Regions from separate parts of the Homo sapiens genome. Here region 1 is linked to region 2. The links are chromatin loops, found by intact Hi-C in ENCODE. Cell type or tissue: Caco-2. All regions are shown on one strand. Each heading gives the region's core, and the rest is flanking DNA. Links, peaks and the distances in the headings are about the cores only. Region 1 holds the start of LOC105369626 (a long non-coding RNA gene). Region 2 holds the start of PLEKHG6 (pleckstrin homology and RhoGEF domain containing G6).

What was found. Hi-C counts contacts between places; a loop is a spot of excess contacts. Peaks named below come from ENCODE experiments on the same cell type or tissue, not always from the same donor. Only the 100,000 strongest peaks of a DNase experiment are listed, where the experiment ranks them.
Region 1: it touches region 2 in a loop (6-fold over the local background); 23 of 110 quality-filtered maps call a loop at or near these places.

Annotation. Positions count from the first base shown.
Region 1 is chr12:6,361,575-6,366,574 of GRCh38, forward strand. SCNN1A (sodium channel epithelial 1 subunit alpha) reads right to left here. Exons shown (of 13, transcript NM_001038.6): 3 at 1,869-2,136; 4 at 477-667. It overlaps LOC105369626 (a long non-coding RNA gene), which reads left to right and starts at 3,739. Exons shown (of 4, transcript XR_931591.3): 1 at 3,739-4,207. RefSeq lists enhancers at 527-1,210, 1,703-2,296 and a silencer at 1,761-2,160. In Caco-2, for the core only: a CTCF peak has its summit at 2,282; DNase peaks (open chromatin) are centred at 1,917 and 2,257; H3K4me3 peaks cover 1,476 bases.
Region 2 is chr12:6,306,344-6,312,340 of GRCh38, forward strand. It overlaps PLEKHG6 (pleckstrin homology and RhoGEF domain containing G6), which reads left to right and starts at 4,339. Exons shown (of 16, transcript NM_001384598.1): 1 at 4,339-4,505; 2 at 5,816-5,997. The coding sequence starts at 5,884. RefSeq lists an enhancer at 3,153-3,873 and a silencer at 4,236-4,285. In Caco-2, for the core only: no CTCF peak of the experiment used is centred there; DNase peaks (open chromatin) are centred at 2,084, 3,848, 4,238 and 4,628; H3K4me3 peaks cover 1,831 bases.

The sequences.
Region 1 (5,000 bases), core at 1-5,000, 54 kb after region 2:
TCTACTAAAAATAAAAAAATTAGCCAGGCGTGGTGGCGCATGACTGTAATCCCAGCTACTCAGGAGGCTGAGGCAGGAGAATTGCTTGACCCCAGGAGGTGAAGGTTGCAGACAGCCGAGATCGCGCCATTGCACTCCAGCCTGAGCAACAAGAGCAAAACTCCATCTCAAAAAAAAGAAAAACAAAAAAGACCAAGATCCATGCTTCCAGCCTTTGGTTTCTCAAAGCCCCAGTCTTCCCAAGGCATCCTGTGAGGCCACTTCCCTCAGATCCAGCAGTGCAGGGAGCAGCAGGAGTTCGTAGGGCGCTCTCTGGGGCAGGGTGTGGGCCCAAAGCCAGTGCTTCCCCCTGGCCTGCTGGCACTGGCATTTTTTTAGTCAACAAGCATTTCCTGGGCCCTGCCCATGCAGGGCGTGAGGCTGACCCAGGGAAGCGGACCCCGCGGAGAGCAAGGAGCCAGGCAGGACTGACTCACGCCTGGTTGCAGGAGACCTGGTTGAAGCGGCAGGCGAAGATGAAGTTGCCCAGCGTGTCCTCCTCCAGGGATGGCAGAGTCTCTGGCAGCCTCGACAGGATGTTGATGTAGTGGAAGCGGTACCACTCCCTCACCGCATCCACCCCTGATGAGTATGTCTGGTAGAAGCAGTCCGATTTGTTCTGGTTGCACTGGACACAGAGACTAGAGTCAGAGGGGACACGCAGCCGGGGATAAGCCCCTTGGCAGGGCCAAGGGCAAAGAATGAGTGATCTGGGGTTCTGAGGACTGACGGACAGGAGTCGGAAGCCAGGAGTGGGGAAAGACAGAAGTGGAAGAGAAGCAGAAGTCCCTAGGAGCATGGACCAGGGGAGCATGGGATTAAGGGAGTTGCAGGCCAGGAAAGGAGACCAGTAGCTGCACACACACGGTTTTGGTTCATTTATACCTCCCCTGCCTAGGGTGGAAGGAGCAAGACTTTCCCTCCCATTTCACTGATGGGAAGACTGAGGGATCAAGAGATTTGTCCCAGCAAGAGCTGGGACTAGGACTCCAGTCCCCAGCCCACTCTTACTAATGGGAACTTCCCTGTCTCCTTTCCTTGGCTCCTCCCTCATTTTCCCTTGCTCCTTTCTTTCTTTTTTTTTGGCAGACGAGCTCACTCTGTCACTCAGGCTGGAGTACAGTGGTGTGATCAAGGCTCACAGCAGTCTCCATCTCCCGAGTTCAAGCAATTCTCCCATCTCAGCCTCCTAAGTAGCTGGAACTACAGGCTTGTGCCACCACATGGGCTAATTTTTGTATTTTTTTTTTGTAGAGATGGGGTTTCACTATGTTGACCAGGCTGGTCTAAAACTCCTGGGCTCAGGTGATCTGCACGCCTAGGCCTCCCAAAGTGCTGGGATTACAGGCATGAGCCACCGCCCCCAGCTAAGTTTCCTTTTTTTACTGTCTCCTTATTCTCTATCTTGGGCTGTTAGCCCAGTTCTCCATCACGCTGGAGGGTCCTAACTGAGTCCCACTAGTGGGCACTGGAATTCAGAAAGTTGCATTTTCCTTCCTGAATCAAGGACCAGAAACAGTAAAACAATAATAATAATAATAATAATAAAAGTTCATTTTCCATAATAAATTTGACTTCCTACCCCTGAAATGCTTCTACATAGGACCCCAGGGAGGAGGCCCCAAAAGCTTGGGCACCAAGAGGTGTTATTTTAATTATCTAGTTATTATTTGTATTTATTTACTTTTTTTTTTGCCCGCGAGCCCACGAGGCCCCGCGTGGTGTCACTGGGCTGCGCGGGCGGGTCAGGAAAGGAGCGGAGCCCATGGGTGGGCGGGGCCAGGGGCCGGCGAGGGGCGGGGCGGGCCCCTCGGCGCTGCGGGCCTCACCAGCTGGAAGCCGATCTTCCAGTCCTTCCAGTCCACCTGGGGGTTGTTGTCCCGCAAGCTGGAGGCCACGCTACGGGCTCGACGGGCCCCGTGAGGCGGGGGCGGGACCCTCAGGCGCTGCAAGGGGTGCGGCAGAGTCCCCCGCAGGTCGCGACGGCTGCGGGAGCCGGCCACGAGAGTGGTGAAGGAGCTGTATTTGTACAGGTCAAAGAGCGTCTGCTCTGTGATGCGGTCCAGCTCCTCCAGCTCCTCTTTAATTTCCGGGTACCTGAAGGGGCGAGGGGAAGAGGGTCAGGCCAGGGGCCCTGGAGCGAGTGTCTGGCCCCTCCGGGGTCAGGGTCCTCATCTGTGCCCCGGGAGGCCGGTCCATCCCGGAGAAGCCTGGGCGGGGCTGGGGTCGTCGTGGCGCCTCCTGGCCGTCCGGCGGTGAAGGGTAAACAGGTGTGTCCGCCGGGAAGGCGGAGGCCACGGCGAGCCCAGCCGGGACACTGTGGACTGTTTATTGAAGGAGAGAGGCAGGAGGCGCCTGTCGTCTGTGGGGCGCTCTCCCCCTCGCCCGGACCTAGAAGGGAACCCGGAACTTGTCTGCCCTTTCCCAAAGAGGGGAAGGGTGAGGGCCTCGGCCTTGGCGTGACCGCGGTACCCAGGTCATCCCGCCCTGATCCCCGCAGGCGAGTGTCGGTGGCCTTTCGGCTTGAGTGCCGCTTGGCACCGAAATCAAGAGTTCACAACTGAACTTTTAGAATCTCCAACTCTAAAAATACAGGATGCCCCACCCACCCCGCCTCCCTCCTCCAAAGACTGTTCTAATGTGTTTCGGGTGCGGCCTAAACACCGTAAATTAAACACAGCTCACTGTAAATCCCTACATTCCTTCTTAATACAATTCCTATTACCATCTCCATCATGAAAGTCCAGAGTAGCAGGGCCTGAGGGATGTCATCTACCAAAACAAAACAAATATAGAACTAACAAACTGAACAAGGTTGCAGGGTACACAACAAATACACAAAAAAAATTAATTGCATTTAGGCCGGGTGTGGTGGCTCACGCCTGTAATCCCAGCATTTTGGGAGGCCGAGGTGGGCAGATCACGGGGTCAGGGTATCGAGACCACCCTGGCTAACACGGTGAAACCCCGTCTTTACTAAAAAAAAAAAATACAAAAAATTAGCCGGGCTTGGTGGCGGGCGCCTGTAGTCCCAGCTACTCGGGAGGCTGAGGCAGGAGAATGGTGTGAACCCGGGAGACAGAGCTTGCAGTGAGCCGAGATCGCGCCACTACACTCCAGCCTGGGAGACAGAGCGAGACTCCGTCTCAAAAAAAAAAAAAAATTAATTGCATTTCCGTCTCAAAAAGAAATTAATTGCATTTCTACATGCTGGCAACAGAAAATTGGAAAACCAGAAATACAACAGCAATATTAAATAACATAAACAACATCAAATACATAGAAATAAATGTAACAAAAGATGTGCAAGACTGAAAAATATATTGAAATCCCTGCTGAAATAAATCAAAGATCAGAATAAGTGGAGATATATATATATATGGATTCAACACAATCCCTATCAAAATTCCAGCTTTTTTTTTTTTTTTGGACAGGATCTTGCTCTGTCACCCAAGCTGGGGTGCAGTGACACAATCGCCGCTCACTGCAGCCTCCTCCTGGGCTCAAGCAATCCTCCCGCCTCAGCCTCCCTAGTAGCTGGGACCAAAAGTGTGCCACCACACCAAGCTAATTTTTATATTTTTTGTAGAGAGGGGGTTTCACCACGTTGCCCAGGCTGGACTCCAACTCCTGAGCCCAAGCAATCACCAGCCTCAGCCTCCTAAAGTGCTGGGATTGCAGGCGTGAGCCACTCACTGCACCCGGCCCCAGCAGGTATTTTTAAAGAAATTGACATACTGCTTCTAAGACTTATCTGGAAATGCAAACAATCTAGAATAGCTAGAAAATTTTAGAAAAGAAGAGCCAAGTTGGAAAATGTATTCCTCCTGACTTTAGTATTTACTATAAAGCCACAGTAATCAAAACAATGCGGTTCTTGGTAAGGAGAGACAATAGATCAATGGAATAGAATAGAGTCCAGAAATAAACTCATGCATAGATGGTCAACTGATTTTTGGCCAAAACACCAATTCAATTCAGTGTAGAAAATAAAATTTGTTAGCAGGTTCTGCTAGAACAACTGAATACTGTATTGGAAAAAAAATGACCCTCAATCTCTACCTTATGCTATACAGGCAAAAATTAATTCAAGATGGATCATAACGTAAACATGAAATTCAGAACCATAAACACTCTAGAAGATGGAAGATATCTTCCTGACCTTGGGGTAGGCAAAATTCTCTTGTAAGAAAAATATCTAACAAATAATCCCTAGAACAACCGTATGTAGTAGGCACTTTATGAACAGACCTACATTTTTTTTTTTGAGACGGAGTCTCAATTGCCCAGGCTGGAGTGCAGTGCCGTGATCTCGGCTCACAAGCTCCGCCTCCGGGTTCACGCCATTCTCCTGCCTCAGCCTCCCTAGTAGCTGGGACTACAGGTGCGTGCCACCACGCCCGGCTAATTTTTTGTATTTTTAGTAGAGACGGGGTTTCACCATGTTAGCCAGGATGGTCTCGATCTCCTGACTTCGTGATCCGCCCGTCTCGGCCTCCCAATGTGTTGGGATTACAGTCGTGAGCCACCACGCCCAGCCGAACAGACCTACATTTTTAAAAGATTCTGACCCTGTACACAGCTAGTGAGAATATAAAATGATACGATCATTTTGGAAAACAATCTGGAAGTTCCTCAAAAAGTTAGATATAGAGTTACCATATAACCCATCCATTCCACTCCTAAGAGAAATGAAAGCATATGCCCCCACAACATACACACACAAATGTGCACAAATGTTCATACCAGTATTATTTCTAATAGCCAAAAAGTAGAAATAACCCAAATGTCCATCAATTGATGAACATATTAAGAAGGAATGTAGGGATTTACAGTGAGCTGTGTTTAATTTACGGTGTTTAGGCCGCACCCGAAACACATTAGAACATAAAGATTTGTACATGAGGCTGGGTGCAGTGGCTCACACCTGTAATCCCGGCACTTTGGGAGGGCAAGGTGGG
Region 2 (5,997 bases), core at 998-5,997:
CTCACGCTAAGGCAGAAAGAGCCCTCTTTCCCCTGGGGCAGACATTGCTAAGCCATCTTAGCATTCTTTCTGCTGAGCCAGCCACAGAATCCTTCTTAAGTTAATGTTCCAGGAACCCACCACCTATCAGAATTAGCCCGCAATTCAGGATCTGAGAGAATCTGGAATTTTAAAAAAAGAAAAAGAGAAAAGAATTGGCCTGCAAGGTAAACTTACATGGTATGTTTGCCCTAATGGAGAGGAACATTTAGGTGCATCACAGATGTCCTGATGCTACAGTAATCAAGCAGGAAAGGAAACTGAAATTATGGAAGAATTCCAGGTATCTAAAAAGCAAATGTGGTTCCTTTGGGTAGGGACAGAACAGTACAGGCCAGTCTATCTGCAAGTCATTCTGTCTGGGTCCTCTAGCAAGTCAATCCAGTTCAATTCCCAAACACCATGCCAGTCTTGTGTTAGGCTGGTCTCTGCCCTCAGGCATAGGTGGCACATGCTAATATCAACTTAGTAGGGAGAACAAGAGTGGTGCCTTTTAAAGAAACATAGCGGTCAAGGCAGCTGCAAGCAGGGAGGAAAGTGATCAGCCTGGCTGCGGGATTATTAGGAAAGGCTTCGTGAAGGAGGCAGTCCTAGGAAAGACCTCGAAGGAGGTAAGTGGAGTCGGAGGACAAGGCACCCAGCTGAGGGGAACAGCTTGAGCAAAGGCATGGAGTCAGGAAAGTCGAGGCCGACCCAGGGAATGGGGACACATCTAGGGATTGAGTAGGGAAGTATAACTGAGGTCAAACTGCGGAGGTCCTGGAAGGCCACAAAGAAGGTTCGTCCTCCTAAGCCACCACCCAGAGACCCTCGGCTCGGAAGCTGGGATATTCCCAGGGAGCCAACAGGGTAGACCCTCAGGAGGCCTTTAGGGAAGTCTGCCCTTCCCCAGTTTCTTTTTAAACATGCTCTTCCCTCCTCCAGAAATGTCCTTTCCTCCTTCTCAGCCCAGCTGACTGCTACTCATCCTTCGAGTCCCAACACAAAGCTCGCCTCCTCTAGAAGCCATCCCTGGCTCCCCTATGTAGTAACCGGTCCCTCCAAAGTGTTCCCACAGCTCCTGACTTAGTCGTTCTTGGTCTAACTTAAATATCAATGTTCTTTTCGCCCATCTGCCTCCCCACTAGTCTGTAAGCCCCTAGAAGTCAGGGCCTCTTATTCTTTTCTATATTCCTACTGTCTTACACATTGCCAGTAAATGTGGAAGGAAGGGGGAGGGGACGAAAGAAGAAACGGGAAGCACCAGTTCTGGCCTGAGGCACCAGAGGCTTTGCCCTGTGGCCTGTCCTCCTGGTATTCATCTGCCTCACATGACCTGGCGCCTCCTAGCTTGAACCCTCAGTTTCTGCCTCGCTCTGGGCAGGGAGGACACAGCTCCCATTAGCTGCCTCCTGTTGCTAGTGCCTGCCAGCCCCTCATTAGCCCAGATGGTCCCCACTTCTGCCCTGAGAGATATGGGCTCAGCAGAGGTCGAGGCACAAATGAGTTTCCCTGACCTTCCTGCCTGGTGAGCCCCTTATGCCAACCCCAGGCAGTTATCCTCAGGCTGCTATTGGACAGAAGCATTTGATCCTCAGAGCTCTGACCGTGGACACACACTTTACCATCAGTTATGGGGTCAATCCAGGGGCCTAATGAGGAGCATCTTACCTGGGAGAAAGTGAGGCATATGACTCAAGCTAGACATGTGAGGAAAGGCTAGGATAACCAGGAATAAAGAGAAGTATCCAGATGGCATACTCTGGTCCAAGGACCAGATGGCCCCTAGCCTCACTTGGCAGAGGCCAAGCCTCCAGCCTCCCAATTCTTTACATTTCATTCAGCTCCCTGAGAATGCTCCCCTCAGCCTGCCATAGGAGTGTGCTCTCCGCAGCACAGAGGAGTCATGGAAGTGGAGACTGTGAGAGTGACAGAAGAGAAGAAACAGAACATGGAGGCCTGCCTCCTAGGCCACACACCTGTGCCCGGCCACACCTCTGGCTTCTAGACTCCAGCTTGCCCTGGGAACCTCTCCTCCCAGGGAGGCTGAAGACAGGCCCTGGGGCAGTAGTGGGTGGAGACTGGACCTCAACGCCTAGAGGGAAGTGAAAGGGTTAACCACCCCGCCACCCACCACCACCTGCCACTGGGCCCCTCTAGCCAGCTCACCCCAGAGCACTGTAAGCCCAGGCTTGTCTTTGGTGCTCTCTCAATTTCATCTTCCCTCTTATTCCTCCTTCCCACTCCTTCTGGGAGACACTGGGAGGAGAAGCTAGGGGCCATTGGCACCAGCTGTCTCTGGGGTGTCATTTAATACTGTCCGTAATCACCACCTCCTCTCCTGGCTTATTAACTCTTTCCCTCATGGCTACTCTTGTCATCCCTGGACATCTCTCTATCTCTGTCTAGCTCTCACCACACACACACACACACACACACACACACACACACACACACACACACACACACACAGTGAATGGGAAGAGGGAAGGGCTAGGAACTAGGCACACTCTGGTTTCTTGCCACTGCAGTTCCTTTCCCACCTGACTTCACCCCCGAAAACTAGTCCCACCACCAGCTGGGCCAGGAGCAGGAGACAGGCTGGTTCAAGGAGCTGGAGGAACAGAGGACACTTCTGAACCAGCAGAGCAATCACACAACAGCAAGCTCAGAGAAAGAGAATCCCAGAGGGCAGATTTGAGGATGGACACAGGGAATACAAAATTAGAAACTGCCCAAAGATATAGATTCCTCCTCCAAACAAAATAGAGTCACCAGAGTCCGAGTGAGGACTAGAACACTCTGATCATGTATGCGTTTCATAGCCTAGATGGGAAAAGGGAATAGAGGCCTTTTCCCCTGGCAACTCAAGGAGATTCTGCTTCTGAAAGTGTTTCCTGAACTTCAGGATGCTCTGAAGAAGTAAGGAGCCGTATCAATCACTGTTGAGTTCATTGGCAGGAAATAGACCACAGTCAGGGTGAGGGGCTGGGAGCCTCAGACCTGCCACCTGCCAACTACAGGGTCTTGGGTTTCATGGTTGTGAGATTATAATGACCACACATCCACAGGACACTTCTATCTCAAATATCCAGTGCTTCTGTCAGACGAGGTGCCATGATTTGGAGAAGTGAAAAGGTGGGGAAACCGAAGCAGGAGGATCGCTTGAACCCAGGAGTTGGAGTCCATCCTGGGCCACACAGCAAGATATTGTCTCTATTTTCTTTTTAAAAAATAAATTTTAAAAATAAAGAAAATAAAGTATGGTCCTTTCATGCAATGCCCAGCATGTGTCAGTCCTTCCACAGCATCTTTTTCTTTTTCTTTCTTTTTTTTTTTTTTTTTTTTTGAGATGGAGTTTCACTCTGTTGCCCAGGCTGGAGTGCAGTAGTGCTGTCTTGGCTCACTGCAACCTCCACCTCCCAGGTTCAAGCGATTCTCCCGCCTCAGCCTCCCAAGTAGCTGGGACTACAGGCGCCCGTCACCATGCCCAGCTAATTTTTGTATTTTTAGTAGAGTCGGGGTTTCACCATATTGGCCAGGCTGGTCTCCATCTCCCGACCTTGTGATCCGCCCGCCTCGGCCTCCCAAAGTGTTGGGATTACAGGCGTGAGCCATCGCGCCTGGCCCCACAGCATCTATTTTAGCAGCCACCGCAAGGGCTGGGTGACCCTGGTGTAGCCGGGAGTGGGCTTATTTGCAGGTGAACTGGGAGGGTGCCCCCACCTGAGTCTTAGGTCATAGGAGAAGTGCGGGTCAGGCCTCAGCTGCCTATCCCTGGAGCAAAGGCAAAGTCCAGGATAGCCTTCCAGTATCACCTTCCACCAGGCAGGCCAGCCGGTCCTCTGAGAGATAAGGCTCACACTTTGGACTCCACACAGCGACGGGGCCCCCTGCCCCTCCAGCTGGCAGGCGGGCTCCCTGCCTGCTTAGGGGTCTAGGCCGAGGCAGGGGGAGGACCGGACGGCCGGCCACTCGCCGCGACCAGCAGGAGAGAGGGGTGCCTGCCACAGGTTGTCACCCTCGCCGCCTCCCCCGGCGGCGCCCCGCCCCTTACTCAGCCCTCATTACTGCAGCGCCTCGCGGGGGTCTGGCCCGGAGTGGAGGGCGCGCGGTCCCAGCCCTCCCGCTCGGCCGGCGGGTGTCGAGTTCAGGTGCGACCGAAAAGGGGAAAGGAGGGCACCGCCACGTGAGCTGTCCTCTCCGGGGAAGGCGGTGGCTGCGTGAGGGCGGGGGCTGCTCGGTCCCCAGGGCCCCGCCCCTCTGCCCCTCTGCCCCGAGCGGTGCTGGCGGTAGGGAGGGGCCAGCCCGGTCCCCGCCCTCCTCGCCCGGACCCGCGCTGCCCGGCTCCCGCGGGCCGCTCGATCCCAGTCCCAGGCTGGGCATCGGGGCTGGCTGGCATCGCCGGGGAGCCGACGGCGACGGGGAGCCCCGCGGGCGGGGAGGGCGGCGCAGGGCAGCGGGTGCGGTGACACCTGTGGGCACAGGTGAGCGGCGGGAGGGCTACGCGGCCCGGGGGCGGGGCGGCCGGGACCCGGGGCCTGGAAGCCGGGGCGAAGGGGAAGGAAGGCCTGGCCTCCCGAAGGCGGGAGGAGGGGAGCCGGGGGCTGGGCTGAGACAGGACCCTGGGTAGGGAGCAGTGCGAGGGAGACAGCGCCCTCAGAGGGAGGACTATTGGGAGGCGGCAGGAGGGACAGCGAACGTTTCCTCCTCTGCTCCTGAATCGGAGGAAGGTAAGGGAGGGCTGAGGCAGGACCTCAGGCCCACCCGGTCGGGGCACAAACACCTGCGCAGCCTTCTTGAGCCCACCGCCCCTTAGGAGGCCTCTCCTCTTCCAGGCCCTGCCCACTCGAGGGCGGGCCCTCCCTCCAGGTTTAGGGGGGAGGGATGGAGCCCCACGCCTGGCCCCCAGCTCCATGGTGGTATTCCCAGAGTCTGGGGAGGACCAAATATATAGCCCGAAACTGGAGAAACTCTAATTCTATTTGGCTGGTCTCTAAGGGCAGTGGCCGGACAGCTGGCCCCACTCACCTCCCTGTCTGTGGTCAGGAGGGTTCAGGTAGGAGATGGGCAAGCCTTTCAGTAAAGGCCAGACAGTAAAGATTAGAGACTTCGCGGCCTACACCGTCTGTCCCAACTAGCAAGAAGCAGTCACAGGTTATTAGGAGACCAGCAGAAGAGGATGGATTCCAACAAAACTGTGTTTATGGACACTGAATTTGAATATCATGTAATATTTACTTGTCCCAAAATATTGGTGGCTTTTTTGCAGGGGGGGCAGCAGTTGTTTCAACTATGTAAATATGTAAAGGCTTACAGGCTGTACAAAAACTGGTGGCAGACTGGGCTGTCTCCAGCCACCCCCACTCCCAGCCCACCCCACCCACCATGGCCTCCCTCCAGCTTTTTCCCAAGCTTTATATGGGGAAGGGGATGGGGTTATATCTAGGTGCAAGGAGAACCCTCCCACCTGGGTGTATCCAGAAAGCCCGAGACCTGTCTGTGACCCTTGTTCCCATTTGAGACCAGTGCAGGAGCTTGTACCCCAAATATGCACACATGTGAGAGAGGAGGTACATCTCCAAGGGGCTTCCTACCCAATATGTACCTGGACCTACCCTACTCCCACCAAGTCATAGATGAGGCAGCCATGTTCCCCCCAACAAGTGACCAAGCCCTTGGCCCTCTCCTCCCCCACTATACCCTCCCTCCCAGGCCCCCTACCAGCCTTGGTCTCCCGCCTGGTGCCATTCACTGATTGGGGATGGCCCTTCCATTCCTCTTTTCTCTCTTGCAGCCCTAGGGGACCTCTTTCTCCTGGACATTGAAGATATGGCCCTTTGGAGGTGACCCAGGAGAGAAGGGATGAAGGCCTTTGGTCCTCCACATGAGGGCCCCCTCCAAGGACTCGTGGCCTCCCGCATTGAGACTTATGGGGGCCGGCATCGAGCCTCTGCTCAGAGCACTGCTGGCAGACTC